2 separate regions of the Homo sapiens genome follow, and region 2 is linked to region 1. The links are chromatin loops, found by intact Hi-C in ENCODE. Cell type or tissue: endothelial cell of umbilical vein. All regions are shown on one strand. Links, peaks and the distances in the headings refer to the core of each region. The heading gives the core; the rest is flanking DNA.

Region 1 (8,000 bases), core at 1-8,000:
AGTGGCAGCTGGTACAGAGGGAGGGATTTTTAGGCACAAATGCAGGATGGATGTGTCTCTGCCCCCTTCCCACCTCCCCCTGAGCCAAGTCTCTGGATGATCCCCCAGGGTGGGAAGTGATGGGGCGGAGGGCTGCCAAACCATGGATTCTGGTGGGGGAAGGCAGAGATCCTGGTTGGGCCTTGGCTCTCAGGGATCTTAGGAATACCAGCAGCCTCCCTCCAGCGAGGCAGCAACCGTGCAGAGGTCACAGGGTCATCGAGCTCACGAAAGAAGCGTTTGAGTGTGTCAGTGACATCCTCCACAAAGTGCTCCCCTGGTCGGAGCTTCACCGACCGGGCATCCCGACGGAACTCAGCCAGGAGTCTCAGGCTGCGGGCACGAGCGCCCCCTTTCCGGTATACACCTTCCAGCCGGAGCCCTGAGGAGAGCCAGCCGTCTCTGCTCACCATGGTGCAAAGGCTACCACCACCCACCACGGCCCATCTGTGGCCTCCCTATGTGGTATGTGGCTGATGGGGGCATGGGATTCAGAGAGGAGGAGATCTATGCCTCCATGTTCTTGATTCTCAGGTCTCTGCTGGAGTCCTCATCCTCAGAAAGTCCTTCCCTGACCTCACTGTCACAAGTACAACCCCCATCACACTGTATCTCCTCACCACTTTTATTTTTAAATAGCACTCTCTGAAATCACTTTATAGTCCACCCTTATTATCTGTGGATTCCATATCTGCACATTCTCCTACTTGCTAAAAGTTATTTGTAACCCCAAAATCAATACTTTTGGCATTTTCATCATCATTTATGAACAGAGTGAAGAAAAATTTAAGTCCCCTCCCCAATGTGCATGTTCTTACTCTAAACAAGTGTATCCTTTTAATGGTATATTTACAGCCATATTTTTGTGCTTTTTGTTGGTGACTTCACTGTTTAAAATGGCCCAAGTATAGTGCTGAAATGCTGTCTAGTGTTTCTACGTGTGAGAAAGCTGTGACATGCCTTACAGAGAAAATACATGTGTTAGATTAGCTTGAGTTACAGTGCTGTTGGCCTTGAGTTCAGTGTTAACAAATCAAACAATATATATAAAATAAGGTCTCTTTACACAGAAAAACACACAAAACAAGGATACATATTGATCACTTGACTAAAATGTTATTGTAACCAGAGGCTAGCAGGAAGCTAACCCTGTATTTCCTCTGGGGCAGTGATCCAGTATTCACTAATTAAATGTTTGCAGTGACTTAGAGCATAACTACCACAAATAACAAGAACAGACTATATTTGTTTTCTTATTTATTACCTAAGAGATGGGTAATAAATAAGCTTCCTAGGACCCTCCTAGGACCCACCCTGCTTACTGCCATATCCCCAGTGTCTGACACACGGTAGCAGCTCAACCAATGTATGCTGACTAAACAATGGTGGTGCAGGAACCTTGGAGGGGAGGGGATGAACACCCAGATTCTTTCTTTTTAATTGAGACAGAGTTTTGCTCTTTCACCCGGGGTGGAGTGAAGTGGTGCCATCTCAGCTCACTGCAACCTCACCTCACAGCAATTCTCCTGCCTCAGCCTCCTGGGTAGCTGGGATTACAGGCACCCGCCACCATGGCTGGCTAATTTTTGTATTTTAATAGAAACAGGGTTTCACCATGTTGGCCAGGCTGGTCTTGAACTCCTGACCTCAGGTGATCCACCTGCCTCGGCTTCCCAAAGTGCTGGGATTACACACTTGAACCACCACGCCCGGCCCCATATTCTTTCTTCAGGGCTTTCTCACTGGGCCTCTGACTTATTTCCTCCTTCGAACACGAGAGAGGCTGAGAAGAGGATAAGGATGTAGCGAGTGGGGGAGGTCACTGAACAAGGCCACTGCCAAGGCATGGAAAATGTTATTAGCCACTGACTTTCCATGTCCCATGACTAGTAACAATTATGTGTATGTTTGTGGAGGCGCTGTTTTTTTCCTTACAGTCAGCCCTCTGTATCCATGGGCTCCACAACTGCAGATTCAACCGACATCAAAAATATTTGGAAAAAAACCCCAAGATAACAATATAACAACAACAAAATACAAATAAAAACAATACAGCATAACAACTATTTCCACAGCACTTGCATTGTATTAGGTATTATAAATGATCTAGGGATCTGCCCACCTTAGTTTTCTGTGAATTTTCCTTCTTAAGAGTCCAGCCTTCTAAAGAGGGTTCACAGGAGAAATAGATTCTTTTCGGTCCTTATTTAGGATAAAAAACTTACAAAGGGCCAGGTGTGGTGGCTCACACCTGTAATCCCAGCACTTTGGGAGGCCAAGGTGGGTGGATCACCTGAGGTCAGGAATTTGAGACCAGCCTGGCCAACATGGTAAAACTCACCTGTACTAAAAATATAAAAATTATCCAGGTGTGGTGGGGCACGCCTGCAATCCCAGCTACTTGGGAGGCTGAGGCAGGAGAATTGCTTGAACCCGAGAAGCGGAGGTTGCAGTGAGCTGAGATCATGCCACTGCACTCCAGCTTGGGCAACAGAGCAAGACTCCATCTCAAAAAAAAAGCAAACAACAACAACCAAAAAAACTCACAAAGAATTATGGGGGCCACTTGCACAGCTGACCATTTAAGCCCAGAAAACCTCCCACACAGAATAATTCTGCTTAAAACTTCTGGGAATGTGCTGCACAGCTCAGCTCTCACCTCGCAGCTGCTCGCTGTTTGCCATGGCTCTGTGTCCTCAGTCACATTTTCAGTGCTCCTCCCCTACTCCACACTCTGACGAAACTTCTGAACACTTACTACATGCCAGGCCCTGCGCTCAAGGCTTGACAGGCATTGTCTCACTGTCACAATTATCCTGGAAAATGAGGACCGTTGGCCCCATTTTACAGATGATGGAACTGAGGTTCAGAAAAGCAAAGCAGCCTGCCAAGAGTCAAATGACCAGCTGGGGTCCAGCTGCAGTTTCTGGAGGCAAAGCTCTTCCAGGCTGTGCTCACGTTCCACCCTGGCTGTGCTCACGTTCTCCACCCCCTCATCACCCCCACCCCCCACCCCCATTGGCTCAGTACCAGCCAGTGCCTACTCACCATGCTGGGTAACAAAACTGATGCAGGCATCCACGATGATGGGGATGTCACCCCGGCTCATCTGCTGCTCCTGCAGCCCTGTGCCGCCCCCACCAGCCGCGCCCCCAATGGCTGCGTTCCATGCCGTGAAGTCCAGCCGGCCCTCTCCTTGCAGATACAGGGTCCTGAGACCCCAGAGGCCTGAATCAGAGCCAGCTCCGACAGGCCCAGATGCATGGGGACCAGACTTCCCAGAGCCACCAGCAGAGGGCAGCAACACCCAACCCAAATCATCCTGGAGCAAGGGAAGAAACTTTGAGGAAGTGGGCAATGGCCCAGCAGGCCAGGTTGCAGAGTATGGGCTCTGCTCCAGGAAGGGGAGCCCCAGGTCAAGGGCAGGGGCAATTTACCTTCCTGTCTCCACCAGGACCAAATGCTCTTTCTTATCTGGGGTGTCAGCTGCAGAAACCACACCTGGGAGGAGAATCAGTGGACATTTTCATGATTATCGTCTTCATTATAGAGACTATTATTTATTAAATGCTTAACGTGCATAGATGCCAGGCTAGGAGCATTACAAAAAACGTTCAGTTGAATCCTATGAGTTATGTACTATTATTCCCATTTTATAGGTGACACATTAATCTCAGAAAGTTTAAGTAACTTGCCCCAGATTACTTGCTATAAAATGGCAAGGCTGAGCACAAACCCAGGTCTCTTGTTTCCAAAGTCCTAAAATATTATCTTACATTGTTCCTCTTTTAGGAGAAAGGAAAGCAGTGAGGGCACCCAGTCCCCTCTCCCAGGACCCAACCAGCAAGTGATTCCAAATAATAATAATATTTATAGACCGGGCGCAGTGGCTCACTCCTGTAATCCCAGCACTGTGGGAGGCCAAGGTGGGTGGATCACCTGAGGTCAGGAGTTCAAGACCAGCCTGGCCAACATGGTGAAACCCCTTCTCTACTAAAAATACAAAAATTAGCTGGGCGTGGTGGCGGACACCTGTAATCCCAGCTACTTGGGAGGCTGAGGCAGGAGAATTGCTTGAACCTGGGAGGCGGAGGTTGCAGTGAGTTGAGGAGTTGAGATCATGCCCTTGCACTCCAGCCTGGGGGACAGAGCGTGACTCTGTCTCCAAAAAAAAAAAAAAATAATAATAATAATAATAATAACAACATTTATTGAGCACTTAAAAAATGCTTGTCAGGCTCTGCGATACATGTTTTAGATGCATTACCCTATTTGAACCTCACTACAACCCTCTGAGGAAGGTGTTATTATTGTGCCCATTTTAAAGATGAGGAAACTAAGGCACAGAGAGGTTAAATAACTTGTCCAGGGATATACAGCTAGGAAGTGATGAAGGTGGGGTCTAAAGCTGGGCAGTTTCCCTTCAGAGCTTGTACCTGAAGCCACCATGTTCTGCTGTTTCCCATAAGAACCCCCAAATAATAAAGGTCTGCTTCCATGCACCCGCATGGCCACCCTTCATCCCTGTCCCCCCAAACCTCCCCGCTTACTGATCTCCTGTAGCCGCCGCAGATGCACCATGTCCTCAGGGGCTGGGGGGCCTGGGCCCGGCGCTGAGCACAGGAAGAGGTGGTCACCACGAAGGAGGCCAAACCCTGACAGCCAGAGACCAGGGGCCGGGGCTGTATGGGAGGGGGACCGCAGCCATAGGCGGCCCAGCCGCAGCAGCCCGGGGCCCAGCAGCTGGTGGCAGCTCAGCGGGGAGAACCACTGTAGAGGCAGGGGGAGGACAGGAGAAAGGGGGATGGGGGAAGAGACAAGGAATAGGGGAGAGAAATGAGAGTGACCGGGGTAGCGAAAAGCAGAGAAAAACATGAAGAGAAAGCAGAAGAAAAGCAGGAATGAAAAGGGATGCGAGAGAGCAGAGGAGACAGCCAAGGAGGAGACATGAGATGGTTGGAGAAAGACAGGAAAGAAATTCAATTCAATTCAATTCAGTTTGCTCTCCCCAACATAAAGAAGACCCCTGTGTGGCAGCCTCATGCCCTTAATTGAGGTGTGGGTATAAGAAAGAATACTCATTCTTGTGCAGTGCCGTGATCATGGCTCACTGCAGCCTCGACCTCCCCCAGCTCAGGTGATCTTCCCACCTCAGCCTCCTGAGTAGCTGGGACTACAGGAGCATGCCATCACACCTGGCTAATTTTTTTTTACTTTTTTTGTAGAGATAGGGTTTTGCCATGTTGCCCAGGCTGGTCTCGAACTCCCACCTTGGCCTCCCAAAGTCCTGGAATTACAGACATGAGCCACTGCGCCCAGCCAAAAAGGCATACTCATTCTTTATAGCCAAAAATGCTACACCTGAAGACTCATGATGCCCTGGGAAATCCCACCACCCTAGGGGGCTGGGGAGAAGCTTCATAGAGGAAAGGATGTTTGAGGTTGACTGCAAAGCAGTGCTTCTCAAACTACCTGCAGTAAATTGCAGTAAAGGACCAGGGTTTTTTCCTTTTTCCTTCTTAAAGTCCCAAGCTGTCACTAACCAATAGTGTACTTTCTTTCTTTTTTTTTTTTTTTGAAATGGAGTTTTGCTCTTCTCTCCCAGGGTGGAGTACAGTGGCATGATCTCGGCTCACTGCAACCTCTGCCTCCCGGGTTCAAGAGATTCTCCTGCCTCAGCCTCCCGAGTAGCTGGGACTATAGGCGCTAATGTCTGGCTAATTTTTTGTATTTTTAGTAGAGACGGGGTTTCACCATGTTGCATGGCTGGTCTCAAACTCCTGACCTCAGGTGATCCACCTGCCTCGGCCTCCCAAAGTGTTGGGATTAGAGGCATGAGCCACCACGCCCGGCCAGTACTGTATTTTCATTAAAAATAATATAAGTGGCCAGGTGCGGTGGCTCAAGCCTGTAATCCCAGCACTTTGGGAGGCCGAGGCAGGCAGATCACCTGAGGTCAGGAGTTCGAGACCAGCCTGGCCAACATGGTGAAACCCCATCTCTACCAAAAATACAAAAATTAGCCGGGCGAGGTCATGTGCGCCTGTAGTCCCAGCTACTCAGGAGGCTGAGGCAAGAGAATCGCTTGAACCCAAGAAGCGGAGGTTGCAGTGAGCCAAGATCTCTTCACCGCACTGTAGCCTGGGAGACAAGAGCGAAACTCCATCTCAAAAAGAAAATAATAATAATAATAAAAATGAGTTGCTAGAAAATCTGGATGAAAAAATGAAGAATACAACCCGACCCGCTTTTTTTTTTGAGACAGGGCCTCACTTAGGCTGGAGTGCAGTGGCATGATCACAGCTCACTGTAGGCTCAAACCTCCGAGGCTCAAGCAATCCTTCCACCTCAGCCTCCCCAGTAGCTGGGACTATAGGTGAGCACCATCATGCCTGGCTAATTCTTATTTTTTGTAGAGACAGGGTCCCAGGTTGCTCTCAAACTCCTGGGCTCAAGCAATCCTCCCGCCTCAGCCTCCCTAAGTGCTGGGAATTGCAAGTGTGAGCCACCACCCCTGGCCCAAGCCCTTTTTTTATAATTAGATTCAACACATAAAATTACTATGTCAAATTGCTATAAAATATTCTAAATGCTTACTCTCAAGTTCTGTGCTTATCCTGTCATGGACCATAACACATAGTCCAGGGGCTAGTATGGTGTGACAGTCTTCACAGCACCCTCCGGGTAGCACTGCCTTAAAGGATGGGATAGCTTTTTGGAAAGTGTAGATAATAATGAGAGGAGACTTAAACCTGGTTGGGAGGGCCACGACAGAGCCCTGAAAAGATATGGAGACAATGTGTTAGTGTGAGGAGTTGTAGGAGACCTGGGAGAAGGGGGTCAAAAGCCAGAGCAGTGGAGCATTTCCCATACAGGAGTGCCGGATGCTGCAGAGATGACCTGGTGAGGCTGGGAGGCAGCCTTGGCCTTTGGAAATGGGAAGGCACTGGTGACCTGCCAGGTAGCAGTTCAGGAGGGCATGGGCAGAGGAGGGTAGCTGCAAGGGGTCAAAGGGGAACTGCAGGCTGCACACGACTTTCTGACGCATTGTCAGGAGGGAAAGGAAGGCACCAGGGTGAAAAGTTGAAGATGGAACAGATCTTAGGGAAAAGCTGTCTTAGGATGGGAGAGACTGTCGTCATCATCGTCATCATCACTACCATCATTATTATTTCAACGCCCACATACTGAGGGCTTGCTGTGTGTGGGCCTCACATGTCATTTAATCCTCAACCCTAGGGGGTGAGTCTTTTACGCCCACCCTACAGATGTGGAAAAGCTCACAAGGCTGAGAGTTGTGACTCAAATCCCAGGATGTCTGACTCCAGGGCCTGAATTTTCAGTTTTGGGAATGGCATACAGGAGAGAGATACTGGCTTATCTAAGAATGGAGAAGCTGGGAAATATGAAGGTAGCTTTGCCTCCGGGCCTGCTGGAAAACTGGAGCAGAGGGTGGGTAGTGGGAATCAGAGCCAGCTTCTTCGTGGGAGGAGGCATTGGCACAGTGAGGTTTGGGCCGTGAGCTTTGCAGACAGAGGCCTGAATTTTAGTCCTGTGCTCTGCTGCCTCCTAGCTCTGTGACCTTGACCAAGTGAATTCGTAAACTCTAAAACTTAGTTTCCTTATACTTAAAACCTCACCTCAGAGAGTGGTTGTGAAAATTAAATGAGATATCGAGTGGGCAGTGCTTAACACAGGGCCTGGCACAGAATATGTGCTCAGTCACCCTTAGCTGTTAGTGGAAGAAGTGGCTGTAGGAATAAGAGAGGAGAAGATGGGAGCACGTGGGGACAAGGAAAGCATGAGATGCTGCAGAGGGCGCTCTCCTGTCTCACCTTGCCCACAGCACTAGTCCAGGCCTCCAGACTGTCAGCTCCATCTGTGCCAAAATGCTGGATCCTCCCCCCAGCGAGGATGAGCTCAAAGGAAAAGGGGAACCTGGAGAGAAGATGAGGTCAGGG
Region 2 (9,039 bases), core at 438-8,437, 92 kb after region 1:
CCCCGGGGGCTCCCGGGCTGGCTCGGCCAGTAAAGGCCCTCCTCTCTCCCGCCCTTCAGTGCCGCAGGCATCCCGCGACTGGAAGGGGACCGGGCTGGGGCGGGCGCCGCTCTTAGGGGGACTGAGCAGGCCCTTTGCGACCCAGACCTGCTCTTAGAGGGGCGTGGGACGAGAGAAATCTGGAGGGGAGTCTTTTCTCTTGACCTTCGAGGAGGAAGAAGCAACAGCTGAGCCTTTAGGTCCGGGTCTTTGGGTGGTCCCCAAGCACACAGACCCCAAATCAGGGAGAGGCCAGACACGGCGTGGAGAAGGAAATGGAAAGTGGGACGTCTAGAGAGTTTCAGGGGCAAACGGGAGCGAGGAGCTGGCATTTGCATAGAATGAGGAAACCAAGTACTTGGGAAGATTACCTTTCTTAAAAGGAACAACAAAATCACTTTTTCTTCCTCCTGGCAGTCTCGCGTTGGACTCTTTATCCCTGTGTGTCTTGCATACACTCTCTGTCTCTCTCCAATGCCTTCCCTTTCACTATCATCTCCTTTCTTACTCGGGTCAGAATGCCTCCGAGATGTGTGCCAGGAGCCACCTCTTGTTCAAGGTTGAGAAGTAATTCTGCCCCGGGACTCTGGTTCAGGACCATGGAGAGCATCCTATAAGGGAGCGGTCCTCTCCCAAAATAAAACAAGAACCAAGAACCCTGTGGAGAGTAAGGGAGCAGGTGAAGTAGAAGTAGGGCGGGGGGGTGGCAAAAGAGAAGGTTATGGGCCAAGGTCATTCCCAGCCTGGTCCTCCTAGAATGCATGTCTCTGAAGTAGGACTCAGAATTTTTGCTGCCAGGGACCAAAGGCCTTGGTTCCTCCATACCCCCAGCCCCAGCCTCAACCACCACCACCACCACAGGGTGGGGAAGGAGAGGAGCAGCCTGTCCTTAGAGTGTGTGGTTCTGGAGCACAGCCCATGCCAGGAAGCTCTGGGAACCTTTCTGTGTAGAGTGCAAAGCTAAACACATGCACAGATCCTGGCACAGAGAACCATGTGACCCTCGAGCAGATGTTGGGGAGGCTGTGTGGGGTATGTTGGGTGTTACAACCCTACGGGTGAGGGGGTGCTCAAGGGTAGGGAGAATAGGAGACAGGAACCAGAGTTCTGTTAGGCTAGTTCATTCTGGCAGCTGCAGGCTTGGAGTGGGGGTCAGGCAGAGCCTTCCCTGGCCCCAGCTCTGAACTAATGGGACCCAGGAGTCTCCTCTTCCCTCTAGCAGCTCCCTCTGGATGGAACAAGGAGCCAGATTTCAGGAGCAGTCCAGATGTTCAGGGGAAATGCAGAGAAGTGGAGCAGATGGGACCTGGGATTCCTGTGGGGGCTGGGGAAGGAGGGCAGCAGCTGGAGGATGTGCTGGGGTAAGTACTAGAGCTAAGGCTGGCTTCAGCATGTGCCACGGCATGTGCCACAGTGTGTGCATAAGACATGGGGCTTGGTCAGAGAGCAGTCTAGGTCAGGTAGCCCTGGGTGCTTTCCTGGTACCAGCTACTAAGATCTGTCCTGAGCTGCCTCTAGCTGTGGCAAGGCCTGAGGGGTGTACCCTCCGTGCCAGGTGCTGTGCTGGGAAACAGAAGTGAGCAAGATAGACCTTGCCTCTGCTCTAGGAGAGTTCAGCCTTTCCCCTTAATGCAGGGCTCTGACTTTGGCCCAGGGAACCCATGTTTCCACCCCGAGGCCAGAGTGGCCATTCCTTTAGAGCTGGAGAAGAAAAGCCTTCCTTGCCCAGAGGCCTGAGTGAGATGGCCCACACTGTCCCTTCATTTTCTACCCTGGGAGACCAGTTCACCTTCCCACCCAGTGCCTCAATCCCTGGCCATGTCATCCCTGCTGTTCCTTGAAATTTCTATAGTTCTCGGGAAGCTGTGGGACAGACAAGGCAAAGGGGTCTGGACACTAATGGCAGGATGAATCTAGAACTGATATTGCTCCTGCCTTCCCCATGAACTCAAGAACCCTAAGGGCTTTTGTGTTCCACCCCTACTTTGCTGCATCTGGCTGTGGCCAGCTCATCATCATCACACCAGCCTGGGAGAATGGTCATGAGCTCCACTTGGTAGAAGAACAAACCAAGGTACAGAGAAGTAAAATCACGGGTTGACGGCACACCTCTTCAACAGAGCCTGTTTGAAGTTTGCATGGCTCTGTTTTTCCTCAACTCCTCCTCTAGGCAATATGGTCATTCTGGCTCTGCACACCAGCCAGTTGTGTAGCACCCTGGACTAGTAAGTAGCTTTTCCTCTCTGGGCCTCCATTTCCCTATCTGTAAAACAAAAGGGCCTAAATAGGATTATCTTGAAGAGCTCTTCCCATTTTGCTGTGCTGTAGCATCAAAACCACCGTCTGTACTGGGACAGGGCGCAGTGGGGGTAGACTGCATGCTGATGGTCCCCTAACTGAGGCAAGGCACTGACCAATCTACCACTTCTGCCAGATCTGTGGGGCACCCTAGAATGTCAAAATGCTTGGCTGGGGTGGGGGGTGGGGAGGATGGTCCTCTGTAGGCTGCAGTGCTAGGGTTGGAGTGGGGCTGAGGGAGCCCAGGCCCTGAGCCCAAGCTCTGCCTGCTGGGGAGGGAGAGCAGAGGGAGGTCTGGGGTGGAGAGTGGGGCTAGCTGGGCAGGCCAGAGCCATGTGGGCAGAGCCAGGCGGGCAGAGCAGAATGAGGCTCAAAGCTCCAGGGCTTTACAAATGGATTTTGCTGAAATGGAAATTTCCACCCATCCCTGAAATGAGCCTGGCAGTAAGGCCAGGTTTGGTGGGGGCTGCGGCAGCTGGGTACGTGGACAGGGACAAAAGCCAAACTGTCAAAGCCTCTCAGGCCTATCCACCCCTCTCCATGCCACCCAGCCCCCTCCTTCACCTCCTCCTCTGCTCAGGTCCTCCAGGCCCTCAGGGACCTGCTCATTCCTCCACACCTTTTTCTACCCTTCTCACTTTCTCTCTAGCCACTCTGTGCACTCTTACATCCCCTCCACACCTAGCACCCCCACCGCATACTCACTCTGGCTGCCTGTCACCCTGCATACCCCTCCCGCCTCTCCCTCCACCTCTCCTTCACACACCCCACACACCTGACACTTCCCTCCCCTCCTACTTTATCCTCACCCTGCCCTTTGACCCCTCACCTGCTTTGCGAACTCCTCCATCCTATCCACTCTACCTTCTATACCTGTTCACATGCCTGACACTTCCCCACTCCTGTTCACCCCTCACATCTCACACACCTCCCCCACACTTCATGTGCCCCCCTCACATCACTCTTTGGAATCCTCTCCTGCTCCTGACACTCCCGCACCCCCTACCACTCCCCTTGCACCCCTGCATGTACCACACCCCTCTCCCATCCCTAACCCTCTTCTCACCTCCTTACAGCCTTCCACCATAATTCTAGGCCAAATATCTCCTGGGGAAGAGCAGTGCTGTAGGGTCAGAATCATAGCTCAACGCCTCCTGGCTGGGTGAGCCAGGAGGTTCCCTAATTTCACTGCAACTGTTTCCTCATCTGTAAAATGGCTTTGACAACTGCTCCTGCCTCTTGGGATTGTTGTGTGGATTGAGTGGGCCAATGCTTGTAAATCCCTTTGCCTGGCACACAGAAGTGTTGATCGTGTTTATTGCCATTTAGTTGAATTGCCATTCATTGATACTTTGGGGAAAGAGGTCAGAGGTGAACTTGATAGCACAGGGCCAGAGTAACAGGATAAGAGCTAACTAGGCTGCTGGGAAAGGTAGTCAGCAACCCAGCCTGCAAGTGATGCGTTGACAAAGGTGAGTCGACAAAGGTGTGGCGCTCTCCCTCCCCACCTCCCACCCCCAGATGGACTGAACCTGAGACACTCCAAGGAGCCTGGACACCCTTTCCTCCCTAGGTTGCTGCCGGCTATTGCCACTGGAGGGCAACACACTGTCTCCCATGGACAGTGGGGTGTGGAGTGCTGGGAAGGGAGCTGCCTTCCATCACCCAACAGGCTTTTCTAGGAGCTGGAGCAGGGAAGAGGACAGGGCGCAGGCTGGGACTGGGAGGTCCCTGGAGGGCTCTCACTGGCTCCCTGCTGAGTGGGAGCGAATGGGGAGAATGTCAATGGAGGACAGAGTGCAGGAGCCAAATGGGGTCGGCAGGAGAGGTGTGGGGCTCGACTTGTTGTGGATTCCTTCCAGGGACTTCTGGTACTCAAGGCCTGTGTGGGAGTCGGGGACTGGCCTGGCCCCTCAGGAAACTGTGATCCCTGGAGACATTGGGATCCCCAGGACTGTGGGGAATGAGCTCCTTTGGCCCAGTGTGGAAGGCAGAGAGGAAGCCAAGGCAGGAGTAAGTGGAGAAGACCCTGAAGGCTGAATGAAGGGGGGACCACAGGTGAGAGACCTAGTGGCAGGACCCAGCGTAAGCAAGGGGAATCAAGAGGCTGATCTGGCTAGGACCTGGGCAGTGCAGGGGCATGTGTGGCCAGGCTCCAGCTCACTCCCCTAGGGCAGGGCCCAAAGAGCACAGCCACATGCCCTCATCCTCTAATTACATGTTGACTTATTACCCATTATTAATTAAACAGGAGCGCTGAGCTGCTCCAGGCTTCCTCCTGCCCCAGCCCCAAGTGCTGGGCACCAATCTTAGAGCCTGGGCTGAGCTGAGCCAATGATAGAAAGAAAGAGAGGTGGGAGTGTGGAGTTGTGGGGGACTGCCCCCACTGTCGGTGAAAGGGCAGTCACTGAGTGCTCACTCCGAGAAGTAGCCCTGGGTCTGGGGCCTGGAAGGAAGAGAAACGGATGGGTAGAGGAAGGGGAGCTTCCTAAGGATGGGGCAAGGGAGAGGGACGGAGAGCCCGATGGACGTGGGGAGCTGAGGAATGTGTGGAGAGTTGGCAAAGTCTGGAGGTTTGAGAGGCCAGGGGTGGGCAGGTTAGGGATGGGTGACTGCTGGACCGGGGGTGGACTATGTCTCTAGTAACTGCTGCAAGGTGCAGAGCATGTGCTTACGACCAAGGGGCTGCCTGTGAGTGAGGCTGAGCGTGTGCCTGCGGCTCTGCACTTGCGGGCTTGTTCCTCTGAAACTGGGTCTTTGTCGCCGTCTTGAACACCCAGCGCTGCGGGGGAGGGGAGGAAGCACCGGGAGATTGAATTACCTTTCAAATCTAAAGCCTGAATTCCTCCAGGCCCGGCAGGTGGGCGTGTGCACACATTCCCGAGAGCATTGTGGGATGTTGGCTGTCACTAGGGAGCCACGAGGTTTCCTTTCCACGGGCAAGGAAAAAGAGAAGCCTGTGACCCCGGAGAGGAGGAGGGAGCCAGGGAGGGAGAGAATATCTGACTTGGCCCCAGCCTGCAGCCCCTCAGACAGGACTAGGGAGGCCTTGGTTATAATCCTGACACTGCTACGATCTAGCCACACGTGACACTGGCATATGACAACCTCCCTGGTTTTCTCATCTAAAAAGAGGATAATAATAGTGATAACAGCCGGCATGAACCAGCCTTTGTGCCAGGCACTGTGCTAAGAATTTTCTTTCTTTTTCTTTTCTTTTCTTTTTTTTTTTTTTTTGAGACAGGGTCTGGTGCTGTTGCCCAGGCTGGAGTGTAGTGGCAAGATCAAGGCTCACTGCAGCCTAGACCTCCCCGACTCAAGTGATCCTCCCACCTCAGCACACCCCGTACCCCACCAGTAGCTGGGACTACAGGCACTGTGGGGTTTTGCCATGTTGCCCAGGCTGGTCTCGAACTCCTGGGCTCAAGTGGTCTGCCTGTCTCAACCTCCCAAAGTGCAGAGATTAAGGGCGTGAGCCACCACGTTCAGCCCAGGCACTTTATTTCTTTATGTCTTCATACAACCCTATAGGGTAGGTATTCTTAACCTCCCTATTTTGAAGACGAGAAACCAGGCTCAGAGAGGTTAAGTGATTTTCCTGTGTCTCACACAGCTGGTAAGTGGGAAGGCTGAGACTCTGTCTGACCCCAGAGCCTTGCCCTGAATAGCCTATGTTACCCATATATCAGGGGACAGGGGATATATGAGGAGTAAATGAGATAATGCACATAATGAAGTATTTAGAGCCGGGCATGGTGGCTCACACCTGCAATCCCAGCAACTTGGGAGGCCGAGGCAGGCAAATCATCTGAGGTTGGGAGTTCGAGACCAGCCCGACCAGCATGGAGAAACCCCGTCTCTACTAGAAATACAAAATTAACCAGGTGTGGTGGCACATGCCTATAATCCCAGCTACTTGGGAGGCTGAGGCAGGAGAATCGCTTGAACCCGGGAGGTGATGGTTGCGGTGAGGCGAGATCGCACCATTGCACTCCAGCCTGGGCAACAGGAGCCAAACTCCGTCTCAAAAAAAAAAAAAATATTTAGCCTAGTGCCTTGCACACAACGAGTGCTCAAGAAATATACTGTTAATGTTTTTATTATTTGTTCATCTGTACCGGTGCTCAGATGTTTCATTTTATGGCTGCTCAGGTGGCAGGGGGCTGAGGAGGGGATGGAGAGGCTGGTTATGGGCCTGGGAGAGGGGAAGTTAGCTGCAGGGAGGCTGTGGGGCAGGGGGCCGGTGGGCTGAGATGGGAGTAGGAGCCTGCATGCAGAAAGCAGGGGAGGGTGAGGCGAGCAGAGTGGAGGAAACAGAAGTGAGTGACTATGTATTTACTTAAAGACTTTGCTCCGGTGAGCGCCTCATTGGCCAGACATCTGGTTTCTCTGGGCATCCCCAGGGAATGGAAGTCAGACAGTATTACTTCAGTAGCTCTGATGCCATCTACCTCAGGCTGGCTTGTACTCATGGGGCTCAGGATGCTCCCCTGCAGAGTGGGGACCAAGAGCTACAGGCCTGGTCTAGAGCTCACTGGGAGGAAGTGGGAGTCCCTTCTGGCAGCCAGTTGGTCACTCTCCTCTCACCTGCTCCAAGCTAGAAGCAATGGGATTTGACCCCTGCACACACTCCTCCTCCCCCTCCTGACCTTTCCTCCTAAATATGGTGGTGGGTAATGGCCAGGAGCTGAGGAGGGCACTGAGGAAATCCTCCTCCATGCCGTTCCCCTCCGTAGTCACTTGGAGAAGAGGCCTGATGGAGAGGGGTCCACCAGGCGGCTGCCCGGGGCACTCATCTCTAAGGGGCACTAAAACTTCACTAGTCACCTAATGAGTTGGAGAAAAGAGTATCTACCAGGCACAAGCCGCTGTGGGGGTGGAGGGTGTTGGCAGGAACACTTCTATAAGCTGCTAGGTACAGAGGTGAGATCCCCAGGGGCCGACGGGCTACAATTGTTCATTAAACTCCCTTCCCTTCCGAGGGGGCGGGTCCTGGAGAACCAAAGAGTTTTGGTGAAGCTCAGTAGGGCAAGCAAGGTTAGGGCCGGCAGTGAACTGTTCAGCAGGTGGAGGAGAGGCTGAGGGCTGTGAGCAGGCCCCCTTCTCTGCACAGTCTCCGCGCAGCTTCTCTTCCAAATAAATATTGAACAAATATTGAAAGAGTGTTGGTTTGAAGAGGCACCAAATTATTAGCCTGCCCTTGGCTCTAATTTCCCAGTCCAACCCTGTTGCAAAAGTACCATAATGATGGCTTTAATGATTCCCTTCCTGTCTTGGTTCATGCCTGCATCTCATTCATTCATTTATTCATTCTCTCATTCACTCACTTAACAAAGCTTTCCAAGCACCTACTATGTGCCAGGCACTGTTCCAGGCACTAGCAATAAACAACAAACTGCTTCTTCCCTCCTACTTCTCACCACCTCCTGTGTGATTGAACCAGTAAGTGTTTAGAGTCTTGTGTGCTTAGATTGGATTGGGTGGGGGTGAATCAGAAGTCTGGAGCTCGGCTTCTGCCCCAGGAAGAAACCATTCCCTTGGGTGACAAGGAGCCATGGTAAAGGTACCATTTTTGTGCCTGTCCACAGCTTAGCCCCACCTCCCCAGCTTTTCTTGCCCTCAAGACCTGGTGTAGTCTTATAAATTCACTGTGTCCGGGAAAGGGTGTGTGTGTGTGTGTGTGTGTGTGTGTGTGTGTGTGTGTGTGTGTTTTGATATCAAGGAGGGTCTTTGCAGAGAGGCTGCATTCTCCCTAAGCATAGCTCTGAACTGGGCAGCTGGGTGTGGGGAGCTGGGTAGAGGGGAACAGCGGATGATTCTAGACTCCTCCCTCACACCTGTTGTACACCCCACCTGAGCCTCTCTGATGGGTAGCGTTGCCTACAGGAACCCAGCACCCAAACAGGAGACCAGGGGTTTCTCTCAATCACCTGGAGAGAGGACCTGCAGGAAGCCAAGAGGTAGGAGGGACCCTGGGACTTGACAGTCATATTCCCTGAGAAGTGCAACATACAAGACATCCTTAGAGCACATACTCTCTCTCGCCCACTACTACCACCCTAGGGCTCCACTCAGCTGCCTGGACTTCTGCACCTAATTCCAGTACTGAAAGGTAGGAAGAGGTCCAGTCCTGACAGGCTTGTCCCACCCATCCTACATGGCTTGAAGGGAGAGGGAGAGGAAACCCGTGAAGCCACTTTCGGGAAAGTGGGAAATCCCCTGCCCTAACCCTGGATCCTGGGCAATGGCTGCTGCCACAGAGGAAGGCTGTGAGGCAGGGGCGTATATGGGGAGAACTGGGGGCTGGGTCTTACATGCTCAGAAAGAGGGGGCCTATATCTGCACAGGCGTCCCCCCTACACTGTCTGACAGAATGAGATGCGTCCTTGCCGTCTCTATTTTTAGTCAGAACTGGAAGGAAAGGAAGTTCGAGGGCCAAGCCACCAGCCCCAGCTCCTGCTGCCAGCACCCACGCCACGTGGTGCGGGGGCGCTGGAGGAGCCCCGAGTCCCAGCTCCTCGGGGAGGCAGGCATGGCTCACCTCCCACCTGCCAGCAAGGCTTGGGCCTGATGGATCTCCAAGCAAGGGGACATGCTCTGGGTTGGGGGCTGGGGAGGAAGCGCTGCCTCCTTTCCCTGCCCAAACACAGGGCTCTGCAGTAGGTCTTGTTGGCAAAGAAGGAGAAGGGAAAGGAGGAAGAC

The links. A loop is a pair of places that touch in the nucleus more often than their neighbours do. Peaks named below come from ENCODE experiments on the same cell type or tissue, not always from the same donor. Only the 100,000 strongest peaks of a DNase experiment are listed, where the experiment ranks them.
Region 2: a loop joins it to region 1, with 10 times the contacts of the local background. A loop is called at or near these places in 3 of 110 quality-filtered maps.

The regions. Positions count from the first base shown.
Region 1 is chr5:141,661,835-141,669,834 of GRCh38, forward strand. ARAP3 (ArfGAP with RhoGAP domain, ankyrin repeat and PH domain 3) reads right to left here. Exons shown (of 33, transcript NM_022481.6): 16 at 7,875-7,977; 17 at 4,590-4,809; 18 at 3,477-3,540; 19 at 3,088-3,251; 20 at 209-421. Among named protein-coding and RNA genes, the nearest start is that of FCHSD1, 14 kb to the left of the region's middle. RefSeq lists a silencer at 3,338-3,407. In endothelial cell of umbilical vein, for the core only: a CTCF peak has its summit at 3,327 (motif pointing right); DNase peaks (open chromatin) are centred at 1,877 and 3,377; H3K27ac peaks cover 344 bases.
Region 2 is chr5:141,753,663-141,762,701 of GRCh38, forward strand. It overlaps LOC124901094 (a long non-coding RNA gene), which reads right to left. Exons shown (of 2, transcript XR_007058975.1): 2 at 3,637-9,039. Among named protein-coding and RNA genes, the nearest start is that of ARAP3, 76 kb to the left of the region's middle. RefSeq lists enhancers at 3,909-4,478, 4,479-5,047, 5,048-5,617, 8,365-8,865. In endothelial cell of umbilical vein, for the core only: a CTCF peak has its summit at 3,936 (motif pointing right); DNase peaks (open chromatin) are centred at 619 and 3,969; H3K27me3 peaks cover 1,975 bases.